5 separate regions of the Mus musculus genome follow, and all the other regions are linked to region 1. The links are chromatin loops, found by intact Hi-C in ENCODE. Cell type or tissue: heart. All regions are shown on one strand. Region 1 holds the start of Pyurf (Pigy upstream reading frame). Region 2 holds the start of Vopp1 (vesicular, overexpressed in cancer, prosurvival protein 1). Region 3 holds the start of Herc6 (hect domain and RLD 6). Region 4 holds the start of Avl9 (AVL9 cell migration associated). Region 5 has its middle 8.3 kb from the start of Ppm1k.

Evidence for each region. A loop is a pair of places that touch in the nucleus more often than their neighbours do. Peaks named below come from ENCODE experiments on the same cell type or tissue, not always from the same donor. Only the 100,000 strongest peaks of a DNase experiment are listed, where the experiment ranks them.
Region 2: it touches region 1 in a loop (4-fold over the local background); 12 of 42 quality-filtered maps call a loop at or near these places.
Region 3: it touches region 1 in a loop (6-fold over the local background); 6 of 42 quality-filtered maps call a loop at or near these places.
Region 4: it touches region 1 in a loop (4-fold over the local background); 5 of 42 quality-filtered maps call a loop at or near these places.
Region 5: a loop joins it to region 1, with 6 times the contacts of the local background. A loop is called at or near these places in 14 of 42 quality-filtered maps.

The regions. Positions count from the first base shown.
Region 1 is chr6:57,688,786-57,693,785 of GRCm38, reverse strand. It overlaps Pyurf (Pigy upstream reading frame), which reads left to right and starts at 1,708. Exons shown (of 2, transcript NM_025574.3): 1 at 1,708-1,977; 2 at 3,908-5,000. The coding sequence starts at 1,781. The coding sequence ends at 4,049. In heart, a CTCF peak has its summit at 1,942; DNase peaks (open chromatin) are centred at 1,715 and 2,095; H3K4me3 peaks cover 1,649 bases; H3K27ac peaks cover 1,471 bases.
Region 2 is chr6:57,822,732-57,827,731 of GRCm38, reverse strand. It overlaps Vopp1 (vesicular, overexpressed in cancer, prosurvival protein 1), which reads left to right and starts at 2,607. Exons shown (of 5, transcript NM_146168.1): 1 at 2,607-2,805. The coding sequence starts at 2,752. In heart, a CTCF peak has its summit at 2,796; DNase peaks (open chromatin) are centred at 2,681 and 3,091; H3K4me3 peaks cover 2,217 bases; H3K27ac peaks cover 2,781 bases.
Region 3 is chr6:57,578,074-57,583,073 of GRCm38, reverse strand. Herc6 (hect domain and RLD 6) reads right to left here and starts at 2,082. Exons shown (of 23, transcript NM_025992.2): 1 at 1,842-2,082. The coding sequence starts at 2,037. In heart, no CTCF peak of the experiment used is centred here; a DNase peak (open chromatin) is centred at 2,023; H3K4me3 peaks cover 1,175 bases; H3K27ac peaks cover 790 bases.
Region 4 is chr6:56,712,793-56,717,792 of GRCm38, reverse strand. It overlaps Avl9 (AVL9 cell migration associated), which reads right to left and starts at 2,888. Exons shown (of 16, transcript NM_030235.1): 1 at 2,579-2,888. The coding sequence starts at 2,671. In heart, a CTCF peak has its summit at 2,636 (motif pointing right); a DNase peak (open chromatin) is centred at 2,992; H3K4me3 peaks cover 2,187 bases; H3K27ac peaks cover 1,444 bases.
Region 5 is chr6:57,541,314-57,546,313 of GRCm38, reverse strand. No RefSeq gene overlaps it. Among named protein-coding and RNA genes, the nearest start is that of Ppm1k, 8.3 kb to the right of the region's middle. In heart, no CTCF peak of the experiment used is centred here; DNase peaks (open chromatin) are centred at 1,273 and 2,493; H3K27ac peaks cover 273 bases.

The sequences.
Region 1 (5,000 bases):
AGACACTCTTGGCCACTATCGTAACAGTGTCCTCCAACTTCCCTTGGCCGTAGTAAAGACTGGGAAGGCAAAGGAGAGAGTTTGAGATGGAAAGGTGGCATCAGGAACAGAGATGAAATTATTTAGGGAGTGGAACTAGATACCACCCCACACCAACCCCCACACCACATCACTGCTTAGCCCTGGGAAGTGAGAACATGAAGAAAGGAGAGTCATCCCAGGTGCTCTAACTACAGCAGTCTAACTTCAGAGTGCTTAATGCATGTTTAACGCTCAGAAGTGAGTGATTTATGCTATAACTCACAACTAAAATAGCCTAACCTTCATTGCTTCTGGGGGCTGCTCAGAAATTGTTTTTGTTTGTTTTTTGTTTTTGTTTTAATTGACAAGTTAGGAAACACAGGGACCTGGAAGATCCATTTCCGCTTCACCCAGTAAGAAACTAGTCCAACTGGCTCTCAGCCTACACCCAGCTCACAGCTGTAGAGACATTAGCTCTAAATTGTTTTATTGTTTTAAAAAGATGTTTTACAACTTAGGACAGTGCAGGGTAGGCAAGCCTTCTGCTGAGTCCCACTCATGGCCTTAATGTTAGCATTCTTGCCATTTCCTTCCACGCTCCCTCATCATCTGGGTGACCTCCAGAGACCAGTGTTTTTGCAAGGATATCAGAGAGCTTTGCATACATCTTGGGACAGGAGGAGCCTGGGCTGGAGAAAGCAGGTATGCAGAGGAGACATCTGTAAGGTCAGAGTTATCTTTTGCCAGAAGTTCAGCTAAGTGACTTCCTGCCTTTCTTGTTCCTGCCCTTTTGTCCCTTCCCTCATAGGTCACATATAGTGGCAAAGCTTTGAGGCAGAACATGTGTACTTTTCAAGAGCTCAAAGGACGAACATTGACAAGATTTCAGTAGCCATATGGGTTCCCAGCAGACAGCTAAAGCCCCTCAGAAGTGCCAGCACTCCAGAGGCCTTTCCTACACATTAACTCAATCTCAGCTGCCTCTGTTTGACTTTCAGACATTCCCGCCTGCGACTCAAAGCAAACTTTGTTAATGCTGTGACCCTTTAATACAGGATGCTGTAATGACTCCCAACCATAATATTATCTTCATTGCTACTTCATAACTGTAATTTTGATATTTATGAATTGTAAATATGTAAACGTCTGTGTTTTCCTGTGGTCTTCAGTGACCCCTGTGAAAGGATCCTCCTGCCCCCCAAAGGGGTCCAAGCATGCATTAGATGTGCTTTACCATAGTATTCACAACTAACAACCCTCAAGTTGTAAAAGCCTTCACAGCTTACGGAAAAGGAGAAAAAAGCCATTTTCTTCAGGCTCTTAAATTTTTGCTTGTGATACTTACTGTATGATTAATATTAAACCTGCTGTTGCCTCTAACACAATATGCTTGTGTTGAAGAGTCCTTGAAGATAAAACTAAGTTGAAGCCGAGCTCCGTGTGACTGGAGTCCGGTCCCTGACTAATTGGCACCTTTGTGATTAGCCCTACTGAAAAGTTGGACACCTGAATGAGTACTGCTTTAGTTTACAGTTTTGTAAAAGCGGTGGTGCAGCCACTGACCCGGGGAATGTCGGTCTGCCCTGGGAACCACACCACCGACTCAAGCTGTGCTGGCGAAGCAATCAGCAGCGCACCGGGGGCGGGGCCGGGGGCGGGACCGGGCGCCGGGGGCGGGGCCGGGCCAGGGTGACCTCCGCGGCTCTGGTGTGAGAGCAGTGAAGTTCCGAGCGCTGCTTCGTCCATCTTCTGAGCCGCCATGCTGAGCGCCACGTGCCGCAGGCTCGCCCCGGCGCTGCGGAGGCTCCGCGCACTGTCTGCAGTCGCCGGGAGGTTTCTGCAAGTGCCCGGGGCCAGGCTCTGCTCTGACCAGAGCGAGAGGGCTGAGCAGCCCCACACCTTCCACCCGGCGCTGCTGCAGTTCCTGGTGTGTCCGCTCTCCAAGAAGCCGCTTAGGTGAGACTCATCTGCCGCCTTGGCCCGAGGAAGGGTGGTGGCCTGTGGGCCCGCCAGCGGATCAGAAGCTTACTCCCTGGATGCCATCCGCCCGGCCGACCCCTATGCTAGGGTCAGCCCCGCCCAGGACCCGCGTGAGCTTTTCTCTGGCTCGCCATTGGCTGCTCTTTACAATCTCTCCTGGAGGCTTTAAAGAAAGACTTGGTTTCTGAGACTGGCTAGGCTCCAGAACCTTTTGAAACACAGTATCAGGGCCAGCGTCCCGACCGACCTATCTACCTACCTACCTTCCTTCCTCTCTCTCTCTCTCTCTCTCTCTACCTTTTGAAACACAGTATCAGGGCCAGCGTCCGGACCGACCTATCTACCTACCTTCCTTCCTCTCTCTCTCTCTCTCTCTCTCTCTCTCTCTCTCTCTCTCTCTCTCTCTCTCTCTCTCTTTCTCTCTCTCTCTTTCTTTTCTTCCTTTGGCTCGTTTCTTCATTCTTTCCTTTCTCCCCCCCCCCTTTTTTTTTGTCGCACGTGCACTTGCCTGAGTGTGTGTGTGTGTGTGTGTGTGTGTGGAGAGAGAGACAGAGACAGGGAGAGAGACATTCAGACATGATCAAAACTCAGGGCAAATACTATTGACATACTGATCTTTCCAGCCTCTCCATTCTTTGATGGGGGAAGGGGAGACAAGTTTCTCTATTTGGTTTGGTCTTTCCTGGAACTCTTTTTATAGCCCAGGCTAGCCTCAAAGTTGTGATACTTTTCCTGCATCAGTCTCCTGAGAGCAGGAGATTACAGGAGTTAACTACCACTTCTGGCTTCAATCTTTTTTTGTTTTGTTTTTGTTGTTGTTGTTTGCTTTTTTTTTTTTTTTTTGATTTTTTTGTTGTTGTTTTGTTTTGTTTTTCGAGACAGTGATTCTCTGTGTAGCCCTGCTGTCCTGGAACTCACTTTGTAGACCAGGCTGGCCTCGAACTCAGAAATCCGCCTGCCTCTGCCTCCCAAGTGCTGGGCTTAAAGGCGTGTGCCACCATGACCGGCTTGGCTTCAATCTTTTTAAAACGCCTATTATTCCCAGTTTCCTGTCATGTGTATGAACCATAAAGGATCAAAGCAGATCCTGAAAGACCCACAACATGAGGACTCCCCCATGTTCTAACTCAGGATAGGTGACACCCCAAATTACTCACAAGAAACGGTCTTGATGCAAACTGCAAGAGGTTTAATCGGGAAAGACCAGCGCACTAGGGACAACTCGTATCCCACACAGGGGTAGAGGAATAGACCACGAGCTCAAGGGGTAAGGGGCTTATAAAGGCAAAAACAGCAAAAACCTGGAATTGGGCTATAGAAAGACAAATCTGCAAACAGCTGGCATCCTGGAGCAATGGGGCAAGTTCTCTATTTTGGACACAGGTCTAAGGGCTTAAATAATTTTTCACTCTCTCTCAGGAGCTTTCATTCCCCACTCTTTCTGGTAAATAGTTCTAATCTTAGAACTAGACATTATTTTTTAACACACATGGAAAAGCAGAAGCAAAATACAAGATAAGGGTCTTTCCACTGAGTCTCAAGGTTTTCTGCGTACGCAGTGGCATCTAATGTAGACCGAATCTCTAACTTGGAAGCAATGTGGGGCTTGCAATCCAATGCAATTCACTGCTATGAAAAAGCTAAGTCATAAATTGGGAATAAACTAAAATATATATATATATATATATATATATATATGAAACACTGGCCCTAATGGGAATAATTACAGATTGTAAGATGATTTTTCTAAAAGAAAAGGTTGGATTGGCCTATGCTTCTAAGACTAAAGTTACTGGAGGACTGGAGGTATAAATATAAATATTGGATACATAGTGCCATTTATTGAGCGTCAAGCCTTTCTAAGCTTTTAGTTTCCACAATTCGTTTTGTTCTTTTTCTCCCTTAGATATGAAGCATCGACAAATGAATTGGTTAATGAAGAGTTGGGAATAGCATATCCAATCATTGATGGGATCCCTAATATGATACCACAGGCAGCAAGGACCACACGTCAAAATGAGAAGCAAGAAGAAGCTGAGCAACCCTAGACCCTGATTGTTAAAAGCATAATTACTGAGTTCTCTTAATTCTGTACACCTTTAACACAGGGAGGGAGAGTTGGGGTGGAACAGTAATTCTGCCTCGGCCTGCTTGACTGTTCTTCCCCTGCCCTCTTTAGCAGGACTATTCTGATCTGCTTTTCTGGAGGAGAATGTCCCACAGGGCTGCACCAGCACAGACCACAGACAGGCTTTGACTTTACAGTGTGCTTTTGCCAACCACCATAGCAATGTGTGTGTTCTCCCACCTTTGGAACCAGAAAGGTCTAAAACTCTTTAAGTGTAGTTAGTACAACCATAGCCGGGACAGCACGTGGATTAATAAGAGATCTGCAGCAACATCTGTGAAAACTACATATAAACCCATTTGATTTATAACAAGATCTGTTTGTCTTATTTCTCTCAGGCTTAGGACCAGGAAGCAGGCTATGGAAGCTTTTTCATGCATGTTATAGCCTTGTTTTTTGAAGATTTCACTTACAACCACTGTCAGAGGAAGCATTTCAGTCATCAGCTGAGGCTTGCTTCAAATCCCATTCATTTGAAAGCTGGTGATTTCAAGTATTGTTTAGTTTCAAGGTCAACGGTAAGCTTAAGTGCTAAGAAAATTCTGACATTGTAAACTTGCCTTCAGCACTTTGGTATTTCATGGTTACATCAATAATAAAACAAGATGCTCACAGTTTACCACCAAGCCCAGTTTGCAGTGGTGGAAGGATGTCTGCTTGAATGGATGGTTTTATCTCAAGAGTCTGATAGGAAGAGAACATGTGAAAATAGTTTATGTAACTACATTTTCTATACAGAGTCATTTACTATTCAAAATAGAATCGTTCTCCAGGGAGGTCCCTTCAGTAGGTAAAGTCCGGAGTGGGAAGCTGGTTATATCCTTTTAAGTTTAGTGTTTCAAAGTACACTCCAGTTTCTCTTGCCCTGGAA
Region 2 (5,000 bases), 130 kb before region 1:
GAGGTGTGGTTTTGTTGTTGTAGATATGGTCTTGTTGAAGGAAGGCTACACCACACTGGGTATGGGCTTTGAGGTTTCAAATGCTCAAGTCAGGCCTCAGTGTCTCTCTTCTTACTGCCTGCTAATCCAGATATAGAACTCGTGGCTCCTTCTCCAGCACCATGTCTTACTGGAGACCACCATGCTTCCTGCCACAATGACAATGGACTAAAGCTCAGTTAAATGTTGTCCTCTATAAGAGTTACTGTTTTCATGGTGCCTCTTCACAGCAATAGAAACCCTAATGAAGACAACCAGAAGTGGGAAGCCTCCCTTTGAGTTGTTGGTCAGGATTGTCCAAAGGACTCCCAAAATAATAAATAAATGGCTACTTGCATTGCCCTTGGTTGCCTCTCAGAACTTGGAGGTAAAAATCTTATTGCTGTAGACACAGAATTTAGAAGAATTTAACTGTAACTGATCTCGAAGCCTCTTCCCTGAGGATTAGCTGCTATAGCATCAGAAGGTGTTATGTAAATTGACAAGGGAGAAAAACAATCAAAACGTTTACCCAGGGATAAATCCAGCAAAGCACAAAAATGACTGGCCCAGCAAGACATACCCAATGGCTAATGGCTGTAGTTAAGTCTTTGGGGTAACTATCAGCTGTCTAAGTGAACTTGGGGGCTGCTCAATCAATAGGTGAGAATTATTTGTACTGTAAACCTAACCAATTACCTGGAACTGCAGAGGTCATAAACCTTAAAGAAGAACCTACCACTGCCATTTTCCTAAATCAATATAGGTTTTTAACTGTATTCTTGAAAACTTATGCCCATACCCACAGATGAACATTGTTCACGCTGCTTGCCAAAAGAAGCTCCTTATTATGCAGTAGATGGAAGCCACTATAGAGATCCACAACTAGTCAAAATCAAGAGAGTAAGTATATGTATATACATGAACTTACATATATAAGTTCAGTTTTCTCCAGGAATTAACCCCTTTTAGGTTATCTAGTCCCAAGTGGTCAGCCCTAAATGTGTTTATATGAGCAACATTAAATGCATTCAGTACGTTCTATAATATAATGCACTAGACATAGGTGTTGTGTATAAATGTGACAATAACAATTGAAGATGAGATCATAAATTTGAGAGGGGGTAGGAGGGGCCACAGGTGGAATTGGAGAGGGGAAGATGAAAAAAGGAAATATACATACTCATGCACGAAATTCTTTAAAACAATTTTAAAAATTATTACAAAAAAGATTTGTAAGGAAGACAAAGTTACCATAGCCCAACGATCCTTTACAGGCTTTGAGTCAATTCTGTGTGCACAGAAACAACTCCCCAAAGAAACTGCTTCTAGTGACCAGAATTAAGAATATCATCAGGGCCAAAGCAGAGATTTCCCTGCTCCACTATAACCTATCTACTTAGTGCCTCCACTAAAGGGCTTGATTTTTTATTTTTATCCTGTTACTATAAAACTTCAGGAAGCTATTATTGTGTTGGAACATGGAATTTGAGGGTAATCATGAGGCCAGTTTTTTTTTTTTTCCTTCTTTGCTTGCCAGTTATAGCAGGTATAGTTTCATGGTGTATGCTCTATCTTAACCAAGTATGTGTACTGAAAGTTGGCAAAGTATTTAAGACTCGCCTGTGAGAGATCCGTTTTTCTGTCTTCCCTCCATATCCTGTTGGAGGTGGTTCTGTAATTTAACGAACTCTAGTTGCTAAAAAAAAAAAAAATTAATTCATTTGTGTGCGTGATGTGTTTGTCTGAAGGTATGCATGTATGCCATGTGCCCATGTGATACAACGAGACGATTCTGTTTCCATCTTACATATCCAGGGAGAAGCTCAAATCTTCAGCCTTTCCTGGCAAGTGTTGCTACTTGTTTAGGGATCTCTCTGAACCTAAAGGATTGATTCTATTTCCTGATCTCTGTACTCAGCGTTACGCATCATAGTTTAAACTAGCTGTTTTCTTGTTCACCTCTACATATTTGGCCTCCAGCTCAGGTCTGATACAAGTTCAACCAATGCTTCAGTAAGTTCAGTAAATTCAGATGTCATCTGAGCCTTATTGTTATGTGTGTGTGGAGAGGGGCCAGAGGGGAATGTCTGAGAGAAAGTAAGAATAGTTAGCAGCAATTCCCTATGGTCAAAGAGCCTACCTCAAAGGTGAGGTGCACTGTGGAGTCCAAAGGTGGGGTCCTAGCAGAGTCAGGCAGAAAGATGTTGGCATAAACCTACACTAACCTTTTGCAACCAGCTGTCCTTTCCTTGTGGTTTTAACTGTCCTGGGGCGGAGTGGACCTCCCACCTTACCTACAGGAACCTCAGTGAGAATGTCTCCGTGGCTAGAAACTTCAGGAAGACCCAGTGATGGGTCCATCCGTATCCATCCCCCAGCTCCCAAACCCGGTGTCCTATAAAAACCTTCCCAGAACTATCAAGGTGAGACAAGATGGTCTCTTCCGAGAGAGGAGACATCAGGCCGTCTTCTCACCCAGCCCCGCTGTCTCCGCGTCCCGCAGCGCGCTCCACAGACTTTGCAGGCTCCGAGCCCACGAGCGCGCGCCCGTGAGGTGGATCGGGGGCGCGCGGCGAGGGCGGCCTGGCACGTCCTCGAGCTCCGCCGGCTTGCCGCGCGTCCTTCTGCCGGCTTCAGCTCGTATCCCCGGAGTCCACCCGCCCGTCCCGGGGTGCGGACTGGCCCTGAGCTGGCCGTACAGCCCGGCTTCGGACGGTCCTCGCTGGAGCCATGGGCCGCCGGCTCGGCAGGGTGGCGGCGCTGCTGCTCGGGCTGCTAGTGGAGGTAGGGCCGCCGGTTCCCCGCGCCTTCGGGAGAAGGGACGCGGGAAGGGCATTGCGGAGCTCGCGAGTCTGCGGTGTGGGGCGGCGGAGGGGTCTGATGCCGGGACCCCCTGTCCTCCCTGCGCGCCTCCTCCTCCTGTCGGCGCCCCGTTTCCCTCTCGCTGCTTGCTCGGGCTTGCGTCCCCGGGAGGGACCTTTGTGCGTGTCCACACGCGCTCCCTGTCTCTCGGGGCCTGGGGCGGCGCCTCCCGCAGCTGGTAGGAGGGACAGGGACATTTCTGCCTTTGGAGATGAAGTGCAGGCTTTTAGAGGCGAGGAGAAAAATCCCACGGGGAGCTTGGGTGGTTGGTGTACTGTTGTGAAGCCGCGGAAACTTGATGGTGGGTGGAAGCACCGCCGAGGTACAGCCAGGGTTAGAGCGGGGCTGCGGTCGACTGAACTGCGACATCCTGTGACGCGAACCACCCTTCCTGCTCCAGCGGGTTCATTCAAAGGCAAAAGAGTGGATGTGTAAAATCTGGTGTGTAAAATATGGATTGGGGTTTGGAGGTTTGTTCATACCTCCACAGCTTCAGTATTTTGAAAGATTTTTGTATTAATAAAGTCAGTTTAAGTGGGTAAGGATGCCCCTCTGACTATCACTGTCCTGCCTCAGAAAACTGTAAACTTCCTTGGTTGGGGAGTCAGCGGTGCTTGGAAAGATTCTCATTTATGCTGGAGGAAAAGTCTTTCTTTCCAGGAGAGTTAAGGGAACAGTTTCTCCAAGCTCTAAGTTCGGATCAGAGCAAAGATTGCTCGTTTTTCTTTGAAATACCTCTTTTTTCTTTTCTTTCTGTTTCTCTCGCTCACTCTCTCTCTTTCCTTTCTTCTTCTTCTTCTTCTTCTTCTTCTTCTTCTTCTTCTTCTTCTTCTTCTTCTTCTTCTTCTTCTCCTTCTCCTTCTCCTTCTCCTTCTCCTTCTCCTTCTCCTTCTCCTTCTCCTTCTCCTTCTCCTTCTCCTTCTCCTTCTCCTTCTCCTTCTCCTTCCTCCTCCTCCTCCTCCTCCTCCTCCTCCTCCTCCTCCTCTTCTTCTTCTTCTTCTTCTTTTTTAACATTTAACGTTTTTGAGAAGTGCCACTTCTGGTTTTCTTTCTTCTTGTTGTTCATATTTTTAAAAGCTTAGAAACCAAACCCTCTGGGTAATGATTCAACATTGGTTGCTGTAGAAAAGCAAACCAGAGAGCACTGTTTACAAAAATAAACGTGTGTTTACCTCAGCATATCTCCGTTGAGGTAAATTTTGTAATCTGGCAATCTCATTTGCATGTGTGTGTGTGTGTGTGTGTGTGTGTGTGTGTGTGTGTGTGTGTCTGTGTGTGTCTGTGTGTGTGTAAGGAAGATTATCTGGGGTTCTCTTGTTTCTATATTTGTGCCACTCCTGTCTCCAACTTAGCTTTGTGTGTATCCTAAAAGTCTGCTTCAAAACTGCTGATTTTATTTTTATTAGGGTGGGTGTTCTTTCTGGTTGTGTTTATTTTTTCATTTTCTTTTCTATATTTTTGTATTCGAACGATGTTTATTGAGGAAATGAACATGAGAGAAGTGGCAGACCTGCCAACACTCTAAGGCTTTACATTCAAGGGCCAGCAGTGGAAAAGCCTTCAAAATGAGTCAAGTCAATTGAATTAGCTTTTCTGGGGGAGAAGGGAAACCAAAAGTAACATCAAATATGATGCGCTAAGATTGTTGCTTGTCATCAGTTTTTTTTTTGTTTTTTTTTAATCTACTGCTTTGTTGATTTGATGCCATCATAGTGACGTTGGTTGTCAAGAGTTTTTTGGAATGGACTTTTTTTCTGTGCTGATTTAAAAAAATAAGGCAGTAAAAACAAGGTCTCAGCACCTGGAGGGAGGGAGGGAGGGAGGGAGAGAGAGAGAGAGAGAGAGAGAGAGAGAGAGAGAATGCAGAAGACCTGGAAATCAGAGTTGTGTCAGGCAGTGCTAAAGTTTTATGTTTGGGGATGGGGTGAGTTCTTCCTTTCCCTCTTAGTTGGCTGATTCAGGCTACTACAGGGGATTGGGTAATCCAGACAAAGAAAGGCAAGCTGATTGGTTCCTACTATAGGACCCTCCCCCGCTTCTTGTGGGAGATTTGAAAGACCACTGAATACTTTCAGTCAGGGAAAAAGCCCACTGGTCTTGGTGAGGAAAGAGGAGCA
Region 3 (5,000 bases), 110 kb after region 1:
AGGAAGGAAGGAAAGAAGAAAGAAAGAAAGAAAGAAAGAAAGAAAGAAAGAAAGAAAGAAAGAAAGAAAGAAAGAAAGAAAGGGAGAGAGAGAAAAAGAAAGAAAGAAAGGGAGAGAGAGAAAAAGAAAGAAAGAAAGAAAGAAAGAAAGAAAGAAAGAAAGAAAGAAAGAAAGAAAAAAAGAAAGGAAAAAGAAAAAGAAAGAGAAAAGAAAATGAAAAACCTTCCATAAGATTATAAATGTCTGGAGTTTAAGACAGGAATTGCCTCTGAAAAGGGAGGAGGGGAGTTACCCAGATTCTTTGTGTCCCTCAGTGTTGGTTAAATCAATTCTAAAGTTCTTACTAAACATCATGAAGAAGTAAACCCAATATGTTTATACATGTGTGGAAAGACAGCAGTTTTTATGGACTACCTGGACACAACTTGGCAGGCAAAGTCGGAGCACCTTGAGTTCCTATCTGAGCAAACTGAAACCTAGCTCAAAATAAGATTCACAGCCCACGGAAACGAAACTGAAAGGTGCCCATTCGTGTCTGGCAAGGGCTTTATCATTATTTCTTAGATGGTTCCCCACAATTTATTATCCAACCTCTTTTCTTTTGTTAAGTACACAAGTTCCTGGATCTAAGCACCTCTTTTACTTTCTGTGAATTCCTATATACACAAAAATTACTCTCTAGGTAAAAGACTAATAAAATCCCATGCTGTTTTTTGCCTATTCATTTTTTTCAAGTTAAATTTGTAGCTTCCAGAAACTGAATCCAAAGGGACAGAGGAATAGTTTTCGTGTTCTACACAGTTCTTCAAATTATTCTACACACATAATCAAATATAGTCAATGGGAATGTAAAATAGTCCAGTGGTAGAGTGCTTGCTTAGCATATAAAGTGGCAAAAATAGATAATTAAAACCAGAAAAACAAACTAGAACTTTAGTTAGTTTGAAGTTACTTAGAAGTGAATCAATATCATATATAAAATCCCCTAGTGGATTAATGTTTTGGTAAAACCACAACTTCTTGTTTAGATACAATTACAATAACTCATAATGACAAAATTCCTATAAAAATTAAATACATAAGCAGAAGATAAAACGAGGAGCTGCAATGGTCTTAGAGTTGCTTTTGGTGTAATTATAGGTGACTTTTTAAATTTTAAATATTTTATTATTTTTACGTGTGTGTGTGTGTGTGTGTGTGTGTGTGTGTGTGTGTGCGCGCGCGCGCTTGCGCTTGCGCATCACTGTGTGCATATATGTGTGTGCTGGTACCCATAGAGGCATAGGATCCTCTGGAACTGTAATTATAGGTAGTTGTAAACTGCCGCATAAGTGTCAGGAGCTGAACTCTTAACCACCGAGCCATCTCTCAAGACCCTACAGGTGGCTTCTTTAGTACTTTCCTACATCAGCTTTAATGCCGAAAAATGCTATTATACTTTTTTAAAAAAACAAAAAACAAAAACAAAACCTTAGGAGAGAAGATGCCCCAAGTTATTGCTAAGCTTTTCGGTTTGGAAATCAGATTCCCCCCACCCCACCCCCTCCAGAAAGTTCTCTCAGGCTTAGCTTGGTAAGGAGGAGGGACTTTCTTTCTATCCAGAGGAAAGCTTGCTTTTTTGCTTTCAGTTTCTCAATGAAGAGGAATTGGAAACCGAAACAAATACAAACTCCAGAGCTCTAGGAGTTGACCAGTTGATGCAAGCTGCTTAAAACAGGGTTCCAGCTTCTGATATCCCTGGTCCAGCCACCCGGTATCCCTGGTCCCCTGGTCCCCTGGTCCCCTGGACCCGAGGCCCCCACATACTGTCCTGAGCACCTGCTCAGGAGCTTGGAAGTCACCTGGCCTTTCGGTACTCTGGTCTCTCCTCTGGCCCAGCTGTCCCCAGCTGTTGTCCCCGCAGGAATACACCCTGTGGTTGCTGAACAGTAGGAGCGAGTGGTGTTCCCCGCTGGCTGCCTGCAAGAGTTCAATGCCGCTGGTTCCCGCCTTCAGGCGCCGAGGCTTCCGGCTTCCTGCAGCCCAGCTGAAATACATCCCTGCGGTGCACAGCCACCCGCGGCTCTGGTATGTCAGATGGGCTCCCAAAAGCAAGTGACCTAGCTTCCCTAACTCCTCCCAAGGGCACTGCCCAGTCCCTTACGTCATAGTTCTTTCCAGTAAGTGCCTGCTTGTCCCACACCACTAACATCTTTCTCACAGGCATTTCTAGGGTCATTTTGAAACCTGGCTGCTTGAATTTTCAGTACTGAGTATCTGAGAAGACAGGGAAGAAGAAAGTATCTCCATCATGAGTAAGCCACTTGTGAGTCCTGATGCTCTGGACAAATTTCTAGGTCTGTGAAATATTTATTAAGTGACAATATCCACAAGTTGTAGCAATTTCAGTGGCAACCAGTTCCCAGGGAATCTGCTTTCCTTGGCAATTCTAGCTGGGGTTCTTTTATTCCAGTCTTGATTATTAATTTTCAGATCACACATTAAGCACCACATGGTAAACCTATATGTATAATAAATAGATTATGGAGTATGTTCAGGGGGTTACAGAACTTTTTTGAGAATTTCAAAGAGGCCTAGAAAGCCAAAGCTGGGAAGCCTGTAAGGATGTAATTAATAATGAACCCTAACTGAGCTGCAATGGAGAAGCTGCTGTCCAACTGAATCCAACTGCAGAGTAAGGGCAGGGGCCAGATATGTAAAGAAATGAAAACCTTCACATCAAAGCTACACAAGCCAACAGAAAAAAAGTGAACACTCTTTTGCAGGTTTGCTGAGCTCTGAAGGAATTTAAGGGAGACATCTTTAGAGCTGTGTGTTCCAAGGTGACTCTGGCTCTCTCTGGCTCTCTCTCTCTCTCTCTCTCTCTCTCTCTCTCTCTCTCTCTCTCTCTCTCTCTCTCTCTCTCTCTCTCCCTCCCTCCCTCCCTCCCTCCCTCCCTCCCTTTCTCCCTCCCTCCCTCCCCACCTTTGAAAACAAACACAGCACTGAAAGGGTTGTGGGTCACTGTGTTTATTCCCATCTGCTGCAGGTTGAAGCCTCTCTAATGATGGCTGAATAAGGCACTGCCATATGAGCCTAGCAGACTATTATTGAGTCATTTTATTGTTACCCTTTTGTTTTTCTTAGACCAGTAGTATTTGGTTTTGTCCTAGGTTCTGGTTCTTGGTCACCTGAGCAGTGTCAGGTATGGGTTCCTTCCATCTCATGGTGTAGGCCTTAAGTCAAATCTGAAATCAGTTGGTTACTCCACGTGGTTTGTGCCACCATTGCCCTAGCATATTTTCCAAGCAGGACAAATTGTAGATCAAGGGTTTTATGGTTGGATTGGTTTACTTTTCTCTTTTAGCAACCTGCAGAGTCCCTTTGCCTGTCATAGACATTAGAACATGGGACTCCACATTCAGTGCATTGTGTGAGTATTGACTTCAGCAATGAAAACTTGCTGTTGGTTTGTTGAGAGACACCTATTTTCTTGGCAACAGCCTGAAGTATTTGAGGATTTCATAGCGACCCTTTCAACCAATAACTCAACTGGATAAAACTTAATCCCAGACTGAAATTTTCCACTGGGACAGACATGGCCAGTTGGGGTTCCATCTCCCTCATTATTTAGAGACTTCAATAGGACCACCTTCATTATTTTAGGAAGTTTCCACTACATCAGGTTTCCATATTCTTCAAATGAGTTTCAATACTAGCTGTTCCTCCTCTCATTGCCTCTCTAAATTCCATTTCCTCTCTTCTTTCCCACCAGAACCTCCCATTCTCATGCCTTCCTCTCCTCTACCAGTAAAATCCATTTCTATTTCTCCATCCCAGAAAAAAATCCATGTGTCTTCCTAGTCCCTTCCTCTATGCCTAACCTCTCTGGGTTAAAAAGATACACGAATATACAGAATACCAAGTAGACAACAAAATCAGAAAAGAAATTCCTCATAGTATTCTTTAACATGCAGCCATTCAGTTTGATCAGCACCATTTTTTGAAGATTCTATTTTCTAGTTTGTATTTCTAGCTTCTTTCTCAAAAATCACATGTCTATAAGTATGTGGACTTATTTCTGGGTGTTCAGTTCTATTCTATTAATCAACATGCCTGCTTTTATGCCAATGGTATACTACTTGTCTTGCTATAGCTTTGTAGTATAACTTGAGAGCCCCAAAAGTTCTTCAATTGTGCAGGATTGTTTTCGCTAGCATCGATTGTGTGTGTGTCTGTGTTTCAATATGAAGTAGAAAATTGTCCTTTCAAGCTCTTTGAAGAATTGTGCTGGAATTTTAATAGAGATTGCATCGAATCTGTAGATTGCCTTTGGTAGGATGGCCATTTTTACTATGTCAATTCTACTGATCCATGAGCATGAAGACATCCATTGTCTGATGTCTTCTTCAATTTCCTTCTTCAAAGACTTGAAGTTCTCTCATACAAGTCTTCCACTTGTTTGGTTAGTCTTACCCCAAAATACTTTATATTATTTGAGGCTATTGTGATGGATACTATTTCCTGAATTTCTTTCTCTGTTTGTCATTTGTATATAGGGGGGTTACTGATGTTTTTATGAGTTAATTTTGTATCCAGCTACTTTGTTGAAATTATCAGTTGTAGAAATTCTATGGTAGAATTTTTAGGGTCACTTATATATCATCTGCAAATAGAAATATTTTGACTTCTTTCCAACTTGTATACCTTTGATCTCTTTAGTTGTCTTATTGTTCTAGCTAAGACTTCAAATGCTATATTGAATACATATGAAGAAAGTATGCAACCTTGACTTGTTCCTGATTTTAGTGGAATTGTGTTGAGTTTTTCTTCATTTAGTGTGACATTCACTATAGGCTAGCTTTAAACTGCTTTTATTATATTGAGGTATGTTCCTTGTAGCCCTAATCTCTCCAGCACTTTTATGATGAAAGGGTGTTCGATTTTGTCAAAGGCCTTTTGTTCATCTAGTGAGATGATCTTGTAACTTTTCTCTTTGTTTATATGGTGGATTAATTATA
Region 4 (5,000 bases), 980 kb after region 1:
ATAATATTTTCTAGATATAACAGGAAAGCTGTACACATGAACTCTCAGCAATATGGTTTTCTAAACAAGACCTACACAATGAAGTCAGTAGCTATGGCAAAGCAGATAGGGGAAATCTCACAAGGGCCCCAAACCTAGATGAAGAGCTCTAGGCAACTCATTGAGCTGAGATATAGAGACTCAGCCTTCTCCAGGGACAAGTCTCTGATAGGTTATCTATTCCAAGTAGTCAACCCTAAACACATACACACCAGCAACATTAAATATTAGCAACACTAAATACTCAGTAGGTTAAATGTATATGTGTGTATGCACACATGCTTGCATGTGTGTAACAAAGATGAAATGAAAAATTTGAGGAGAGGGAGGGACACAAGAGGGATTGGAAGAGGTGTAAAAATATGTAACTAAGTATTCATGCATGACCAAAAAAAATGAGCAGAGCATGACAGCAGATAAATCTTTGTTTTAAGATAGGATCTTTCTGCTGGGCGTGGTGGCGCACGCCTTTAGTCCCAGCACTCGGGAGGCAGGGGCAGGCGGATTTCTGAGTTCGAGGTCAGCCTGGTCTACAAAGTGAGTTCCAGGACAGCCAGGGCAATACAGAGAAACCCTGTCTCGAGAAACCAAAACCAAAAAAAAAAAAAAAAAAAAAAAAAGATAGGATCTCTCTATTGTATACCCCTTATTGTCCTAGAACTCAGTCTGTGGACCAGGCTGGCCTTGAACTCAAAGATCTACCTTCTGTACTTATTAGGCAAGCACTCTACCACTGAGCTACCTACATTCCCCAGCCTAGGATTAGGTTCTTAGTGCTTTGTTACTTCAATACCCTAAGTAGGTATAATTTTAAAAAGATCAATGATTAATCAAGCTACTTTAGGCATCAATTGGGGAAAAACTCAACTAGGACTTGTTTGCTTCACTGTAATTATACATTATCTGACAAAAGAAATTAAGAAGGGCAAATTAGGAAGCTTTGGATTTGCTGGTCTTAAGAGTAACCTAATACAGGCCTCCTGCTTCTGGCACAGAACTTAGTTTACAAAAGCAGACACTTGTACCTGCATGCTGAAACCAAAAGGCAAAGGCAAAAAAATGAGATAGCATGCAGGCTGCTCTTGTATCTTTGTTTTTAAACAGTCTCTGTTCTCTAATCTTTATGCAACACTATATACTGTTTCCCTTATTGAAAGCTATACTATTAATAAAACCAGTAAGAGAGGCAGAAACATAATAATCTTGACTTTCAAATGACAGCAAGAATCCGAAGACTACCCTATCTCCTATCAACTCTGATGTTTTCCAGTTTCCTTCCCAGAGCTCCCTCCATTCAGTGTAGTTCTGAATCAAGCTTCCACGATGACTATACTACCACACACAAGAACACCCATGGCACAGGATGCAAAGTTACAACTTCTGACTGACTCCGGGGCTGTTTTTCATAACAGTATAATCTCAGCAATCTTTTTTTTTTTTTAGTATGATTTTTGTCATTTTGTTACTTTACTCCTAGCTTATAAAGCAACTAGTTAGTTCAAAGGCTGTAATCAGGAAGTACTAAAAAAACTTCTTAATATCATACACAATAGTGTTACTCTCTCTTTAGTGTTATTCCATATCTTTCTGAGGATAAGCGAATATAACATCTTAAAATAATAGTCTATTTTTTTGAGGCAGGGTCTAAGTACCCTGTCTAATTTAAGATAATTCTCTTGCCCCAAGCCTCCCATTTGCTGGATGTATGCCATGTGCCACCACACCTAGATTGAAGGTAACAGTCGACACACACCTGTACACTGACACACACACTCGCAGCTATCACTTCTCCACTCCCTTCACTACTTTTGTTATCTTCTAACTAACTGAACTTCTGTAAATAAATCTAATGTTACATTCTCTGTGAAAGAAAAGAAACCAAGTGCTTCGTTTTCTGCTAGAAGCAATCCGTTTTTTTCAACACCTTAAGTATTCAATATATATATTCACTAGCACATTATGACATCATTGGCTTCCAGTGTTTGTTTAGGCTAAACAAACCTATTCTATTTTGCTCCTTTGCCTTCAACACAAAGCAAACGCTCGGTTCAGACGGTAGGGTGAAGAGTCATTTAAGAAGCTGGCTCCATTTGCACTATCTGTTTGACAAATTACATTTTTACTTACTGCAAGCGATTTGGAGGGCTAACCTAACCAAAAGAATAGCTCTGGGCCGGATCAAATCTGAAATGGCACAAAGAGAAGGGGGCGGGGCCGGTCGCTAACCCCAAACTACAGATTCCAAGGCTCGCAAGAGATAAACAAAGGAAGCCGAGCGGAGCTTACAAGTGCGTCAGTCTACTTGAGCATTCGTGTGGAAACCCACAGCTCGTAACGTGCCGGCGTCCAAACACCGAGTTTTCCTCAAGAGCTCCTTTATGGGTAGACACCCAGCAGGTTGGTGGAGACTGACAGGGAACACAAGGCTCGCCCGTCATTCTTCCGCTAAACCCGAACCCCCGCGGCTCGTCGCGCAGTCCCCGGAGGCACACCGCGAGGAAGGCCGCGGGGCGCCGAGAAGGCGCGGGCCGGTCCTCACCTGGCAGCCCTTCTTGTGGTGAAAGCCGACCACCACGATGTGCAGGACAGGCCCGCAGGGGGCGCCGTCACTCTCACGCCCAGACTTCTCCATGGACGCTCGCCGGAGGCCCCCGCCGCGACTCCAAACGCCGAGGCCCGGCCGCACGACCCAGAGCGGCAGCCTTCGGATGTCAGCCTGAGCGCCGCATACGCGCTGCGCCACGAGCTCCGGGGCCGCCGACCAGCTCCCTCACCTCCGCGGAGCCCCACCGGGCCTCCACCTCTCTGCTTCATCCGCTTCCGCAGCTTCCGGGCTGTCACCTGACGCTACAGCCGCCTCCGGCAGCGCGGGGCGGTACCCTGAGGCCCCTGTCCCGGCTGGGTCTGAGGCGGCATGGGCGGAGCCTGATCAGGGGGCGGGTCTAAAGGAAAAGGAGGCGGAGAGGGGAGGGGCTGTATAACAGGAGAGGCGGGGCCTGCTCGAGAGCTGGCCTGAAGGAAGAGGACCCCCAGCTGAAGGCGCGGCCTACACGACCGGTGGGGCGGGGCGGAGCTGGACGGGGCGGGGCAGGGCAAGGTAGGGCAGACAGACACAGACCCTGTGCAGTGGTGAAGTGGTGTGCACAGGGGGTTGATTTGGCTGACTCTTAAACCTGCTCCTTTCTCCCTACGATCTTTGTCAAATCACTTCCTTCTAAAATCTATTTTTCCTTCATGAAATATCGTTACTCCTCCTTTTTACCAGTTTTACTTATTTATAAACGTATTTCCTCTTCACTCTTTAAATCTTCCGTGGGATCTCTCAGTCTTGATTTTTAAATGTTTAGCAAGAAGACATATTCATGAGGTTTGGTATCTCATGTATTCAACGTTGAAGTTAAGTTTCTTGCTTACTCAAAATTTTTTTTACTTTCACTCTAGAATTTTTTTTTTTTTTTTTTTTTTTTTTTGGTTTTTTGAGACAGGGTTTCTCTTGTAGCCCTGGCTGTCCTGGAACTCACTCTGTAGACCAGGCTAGCCTCGAACTCAGAAATCCGCCTGCCTCTGCCTCCCGAGTGCTGGGATTAAAGGCGTGCGCCACCACGCCCGGCTAGATTTTTTTTTCATTTAATTTTTATACGTACAGTTTCTTTTATGCAAGTGTGTAATGCCACAACTTGAGGGGCTGAAGTAAGAGGTTTGCAAATTTCAAGCCAACTGTGGGTTACATAGTGTTAGAAATGTGCTCACAGGGCTGGAGAGATGGCTCAGCGGTTAAGAATACCGACTGCTCTTCCAGAGGTCCTGAGTTAAATTCCCACCAGCCAACCACATGGTATGTAATGGATCATCTGTAATGGGATCTGATGCTCTCTTCTGGTGTGTCTGAAGACAGCTACAGAGGACTCATATAAATAAAATAAATCGAGAGAGAGAGAGAAATGTGTTCACAAAGTAAAATGACCCCGTAAAGCTTTATAACTTTAAAATTAGTCGAGGCTTGGAAGTACACACCTTTAACCTAAGTACTCCAGAGGCAGGCAGATGTCTGAGTTTGAGGCCAGCCTAGCCTACAGAGCAAGTTCCAGGACAGCCAGGGCTACACAGAATCCCTGTCTCGAAAAATGACGACAACAACAAGGACAATAAATGATGATGATGATGATGATGATGATGATGATGATGATGATGATGATAAGGGTCATAGTCCAAAAAAACCGCAGGAACAAGCACACCTGTTCAGGATGGCCAGGTGGTGGTGGTAATGGTGGTTGTTGGCTTTTCCATTTTAGCTGAGGTCCTAACTCATGCTGATTTAGGATGTGGCTGGAAAAGATCAACCAGTACAGAATAGGCAGTGTTTAAACTGAGTACATCTGGATAAACTAATGAAGGACCTGAGACGGGGAGAGGAGATAAAGAAGGCATATGGTTATTAAAACTGTAAGAAAAGACAAACTTTTCACATTGGAGAGTGTGATGGCTATTCCTGGCTACATCTGGAATGAACTACAATCCAGAAATGATAGGCACATCTGTGATCGAGTTTTTGAGGCTGGAAGACATAGGCTTCTGACCTGGATCTTGACATGGGATGACATACACTTTTGATCCAGATCTTAAGGCATGGTGGCTATGAAAAGCTTAGGCCCAGGCAAGGTAGTACACACCTGAAAACCCAACAGATTGGGGCAAGCAGATCTCTGAGTTCAAGGCCAACCTGGGACAGAACAAGTTCCAAATCCGGGTGTGGTGGTACACACTTTAATCTGAGCTATACTTTCTGCTGGAGGCTTGCATAAGGACAATGGAAGAAGGAAGGCTTCCTTCTTCTCCACTTGCTTGCCCTTAAATGTCAACACATCTATTGGAACCTGCTTCTTCAGGATTCCAGCCTATATAGAAGACCTGAAACACCTAGCCTCTTTGGACTGAGAAACTACTAGATTATTGGACTTCCC
Region 5 (5,000 bases), 150 kb after region 1:
GAATAGAGGAAGGATCTATTTGGAGAAGTAGTGGGACCAAAGATTGGTGAGGGCCAGGATCTGCCCATGGAAAGTTTGGAAAAGTGGAGTAGACATTTCAAAACTTCCTGACTTTCCTCGGGAGAGGACTTGAATACAAATCTGCTTCTTCCTTTAGGGGGTTATGTGACTCAGCAGACACATGCACAAGACCCCAGGTTAGATCTGCAGCAGCACACACACAAGCCCCACTTTCTCTGTGGATTTCTGTCTTCTTGTTTAAGGGGAAGTGGACAATGGAGTCTCTTGGTCCTCGCAGCAATACTAGCCTTAGTAAATGGCAAAGGAGACTTGGTGAAGTTTTGTAAGGCAATGTTGTGAGATGAAAAATATGTCAGTGAGTCCAGGATTAATTGTTGGTGACAGAGGGAGAAACCACAGAAAGAAATGACAGAAAAAGAGGAGTTATATCACTCATTGCCAACTCAGAAAAGGAATAGTTTTGTCTTTTTTTTTTTTGCTACTTACACTGAAACACATTTCAGGATAAGTTCCCAATGATGGCAAACTGATAACCATTTTACCTCCTTCCTTCTACTGTCATAGAACTCTGCCTTCCTGCCAGGTTATGGCTTCCTATATCTTCCTGTATTGCTTACTTCAAGGTAGGCAGATTTAGGGAACAGCTATGCTATTGTCATTTGGATTCAGCAAAGTGTTGTCTAATTTCACCATAGAAGTATGTCTGAGGATCCTAATTTCCTTTACATTAAGGCATCTTCAGGAAATAGATGAGCTCTTGACACCTTTATGGCATACACCTGTAATTCCAGGAGGTGTACAGAAATAGGGACTTGAGGCAAGATCTGAATTTTAAGAACAGACTAGGCTATTCCAAACACAGAGGGAGGGAGGGAGGGAGGGAGGGAGGGAGGGAGGGAAGGAGGGAGGGAGGGAGGGAGGGAGGGAGGGAACTTGCATACTTCTCATAGTAGAACATATACAACATTTGGTGCCATTCGTTTATTTAAACTTTTAAAAACTTCTTTTCCTGTCATCCTTTTGAACCCAGATTCCTTAAAAACCTTGGTTTTTTATGTCTATATTTGACACTAGCAGAGAATGAAACATAGTTGGTTTCTTTCCCAGAGTATGCTAATTAGCTGGGAAAATAACACTTTTCTTTTCTGCTATTGGAAGAGAATGCAACCAATAGAAACACAGTTAAGCACCTACACCCACTCCATGTACAAAATAAAGGAGTACATGCCAGTAACTTCTGCCTTTGGTTGCTTGACAACCAGCCACAAACATGCCTTTCGTCATCTCTTACACTGTTACCTTCAGATTCCAAAGGGTCATTTGCACGAGACCCAGAATAGACTAGTGAGTTTACAAAGCTAGTTGTTATTTCCAACAAGTTAAAAACCCATAGGCTTCTAGCACTCCAGATTTCAAAACAACAGTTTTTCCTAATATTATTTGTACTTTTCTATTGTTATGTGTTTACATAGAAATAATTATTCGTTCCTTCACTTCATTGCCCTGACAAAAAAGCATTTTTTGAATACTGTTTATGAAGATTACACAGGAGGGAACTTGGCTCTGTTTTAGTTATATCTTAAGAGCACTGCTTTGGCATATATCACTTGGTAACAGATACTGTGATCCTGCTTGATCATGAGTGCTCACTGCCACTCACTCATGAATTTATACAGTTTAGAGTCTAAAGGCAAGCTTGTAAAGTCTTGTTTCCAATGCATGGAGCAAAGATAAGATTCATCTGGGCAACTAGATATGTTTATAAAAAGGACAAATGCTTTGAGTCCAGCCAGTTGTGGACTCAATGGTGAGTCTCCTGTTCAGTGAACATCACTAGATTCAGTTTCATAGAGTTACAGTTTAACTGTGTACACAGATAATATTAATTTATATGTATTCAGTTGGATTCAACTTTCTTTTATTAAGATGGAATTAGTGTTATTGTGTTTCATAAGATTGTCGGATATTTTTCTTTCTTTCTTTTTTTGACTGTAAAGATTTTTTAAACTTTTTATTAGGTATTTTCTTTATTTACATTTCAAATGTTATTCCCTTTTCTATTTTCCCCTTCGAAAATCCCCTATTCCCTCCCCCTCCCCCTGCTCACCAACTCACCCACTCCTATTCCTGGTCCTGGCATTCCCCTATACTGGGGCATAGAGCCTTCACAGGACCAAGGGCTTCTCCTCCCATTGATGACCGACTAGGTCATCCTCTGCTACATATATAGCTAGAGCCACAAGTACCACCATGTGTTTTCTTTGATTGGTGGTATAGTTCCAAGGAGCTCTAGGGGGTACTGGTTAGTTTATATTGATGGTCCTTCTATGGCTTCAGTCCCCTTCAGCTCCTTGGGTATTTCTCTGGCTCCTTCATTGGGGACCTTGTGCTCCATCCAATGGATGACTGTGAGCATCCACTTCTGTATTTGTCAGGCACTGGCAGAGCCTTGCAGGGGACAGCTATATCAGGCTCCTGTCAGCAGGCTCTTATTGGCATCTGCCTAGTGTCTGGGTTTGGTGGTTGTTTATGGGGTGGTTCTCCAAGTGGGGCAGTCTCTGAATAGTCATTCTGCCAGGCTCTGCTCTGAACTTTGTCTCTGTAACTCCTTCCATGGGTATTTTGTTCCCCATTCTAAGAAGAAATGAAGTATCCACACTTTTGTCTTCCTTCTTCTTGAGTTTCATGTGTTTTGCAAATTGTATCTTGGGTATTCTAAGTTTCTGGGTTAATATCCACTTATCATTGAGTGCTTATCATGTGTGTTCTTTTGTGATTGGGTTACCTCACTAAGGATGATATCCTCCAGATACATCCATTTTGGATATTTTTCTAAGGTGAACAAGAAAGCTATAAAGCAAGTAATAAGAGTATCAGAAAGTTATATTAGGTGTGTGAAAGGTAAAAGTCCAGTACCCTGATGTGAAACCACTGCTTAAATCAATAGAGTTCTTGTTCTACTCTTCATAATATCTATAAGGCCCGACTAAAGAACAAAAATGTTTGACCAAAACTTAAATGCTTTGTTTTCGCTTAAGTTTTATCTAAATATTACACAGTAGTTAAGAGTAAAAGTTTTACCAAATTGTGTCCTCCATATCCATACTTAGAGGCTATGTTAATATACTCAGAGGGATTACAAGAGAAAATATTTCCCTCTCACTGTCCAAGGTAAAGTGGGTGCCAGGGCCCGTGAGGCATCTCTAAAAACATGATTACTGTGAGGACTCATCTTTTCTCTTGTTTAGGGAATCCATGGAGACACCACCTGGTAAGTTCTGACCAGTATCCAGTCTACAAAGAGGAGCGTCAACACAGAGGAAAACTTCCATGATTTCAAGTGAAGCAGCTTTGGTTTAAGATCTTTGAATTACCCTCGCACACAGGAACCTGGTAAAGGGAAGGTGAGAAGAGACAGAGGTTCCTCTCAGTAACCCCTGAGAACAAAATCTGCAAAAGTCATGACAGCAAAAAAAGAAAAAAAGTGAAATTAAATAAAAGTGATTAATTTCAGCTACCACTGTGGCCTTAAGTACCTCAGAGGAAAGTATAACTAAAGAATAAAGTGACTGCTGCTTCTCTTTAATGGTTCACACTATCTGGACATTAGACTTAATACTGTAGGAGATCTTACTTAGCCGTCTCTCATTAATGATTTTCTCCTTGGTAAGAATAGCTCTGACTGTGTAATAGTAAGACATCATGACCGTAGATCAATTGAACATTGCAGAGCTTAGCTGCCACCAAGATCAATAGACCCACTATTGTTTCAATGTAAAAATCAAATGATAGTTACATTTTGTCTTCCTCCCTGTCTAGAAAGGATCTGGGAGTGCCTCATACTGAGTCTCTCCACTTCAACAGCTGTCAATGTGCCTGAAAGTGGACCCTGGGGTTGATTTTTTTTTTTTCAAATAAAATCTCAATTATTTGATTTTTCAATGAAGACTTAGTAGCCAGATGCTGGTGTGGAAACCTGCTAGCTCAGAGAGGCAGAGAAAGCATGTAGCTGACCTTCCTCCATAGCCAACATCCCAAAAAGGAAGCTCTTCTTCCCCACATTGTGTGAAAAACAAAAACAAAAACAAAAAAGACAAAATGAAACAAAAACCTTCAAACTATATGTTCCTGCCTTCTACTTCCTGTGCATCTCCCTATCTGTCCTCCCGACTTCCTCTTTCTCTCTATGGTTTTCTCCTGTGTTCACTCCTTGTCAACTGGTTGCTAGCTTTGACTCTTGACCTATGGTTGACTTTATTTAACACTATTTACAATAAAGAGAAATCTCTTGGATTAAAGGTGTGTGTTAGGGCTGAGCTACAACACAACTAGAAACAGGTTTTTCCAGTAAGTAACACAAACTCAGGGTTCACAATGTGATCAAATATCTTGCAACACCCTGGACCCATTGCTATCCAGGCCAACCTCAAAAGGATTGCTCCCATGTGAGACTTTTCTGAGAATGGTCATTCTACTCTGGGGTATACTGCAGTGTCCTCTAGCATTCTTCTCTCCACTCCTTCAGCTTCTTTGCTTGTACAAATGATCCTGAAGATGGAGCTTTGGACATACTGCCTCCCAGAATTTTACCACAGCACTCTAGATAGGCCCTAGGAGCCTGCCTTAAAAACATCTTCTCTTTCATGGACCAGCTCCCTGCACCACCCCCTCATCCCCTGTGAACAAAGGAAGCAGCTAGAGTGTTCATTTCCCTTCTGGCAGAAGCAGGTCAGTCTCTGAGAGGCAGGTATGAAGCAGTTAAAAGGACGTAGGTTAATAAGGAAAATGAAAGTAGACTTTATGAAATGTCTGTTTCTTATTCCCAGAAAACATTATCAGGAGAAGTGATAGAAAGGTGTGGTGGTAGCGGTGGTGGTGGTTGAGAAACCAGACCAACTCCATCTTTGGTTTAGGCGTTATCTTTAGAGAACCTGACCTAAGGTTGAACTCAAGTTAACCACCAGGCCTGCACCTAGCAT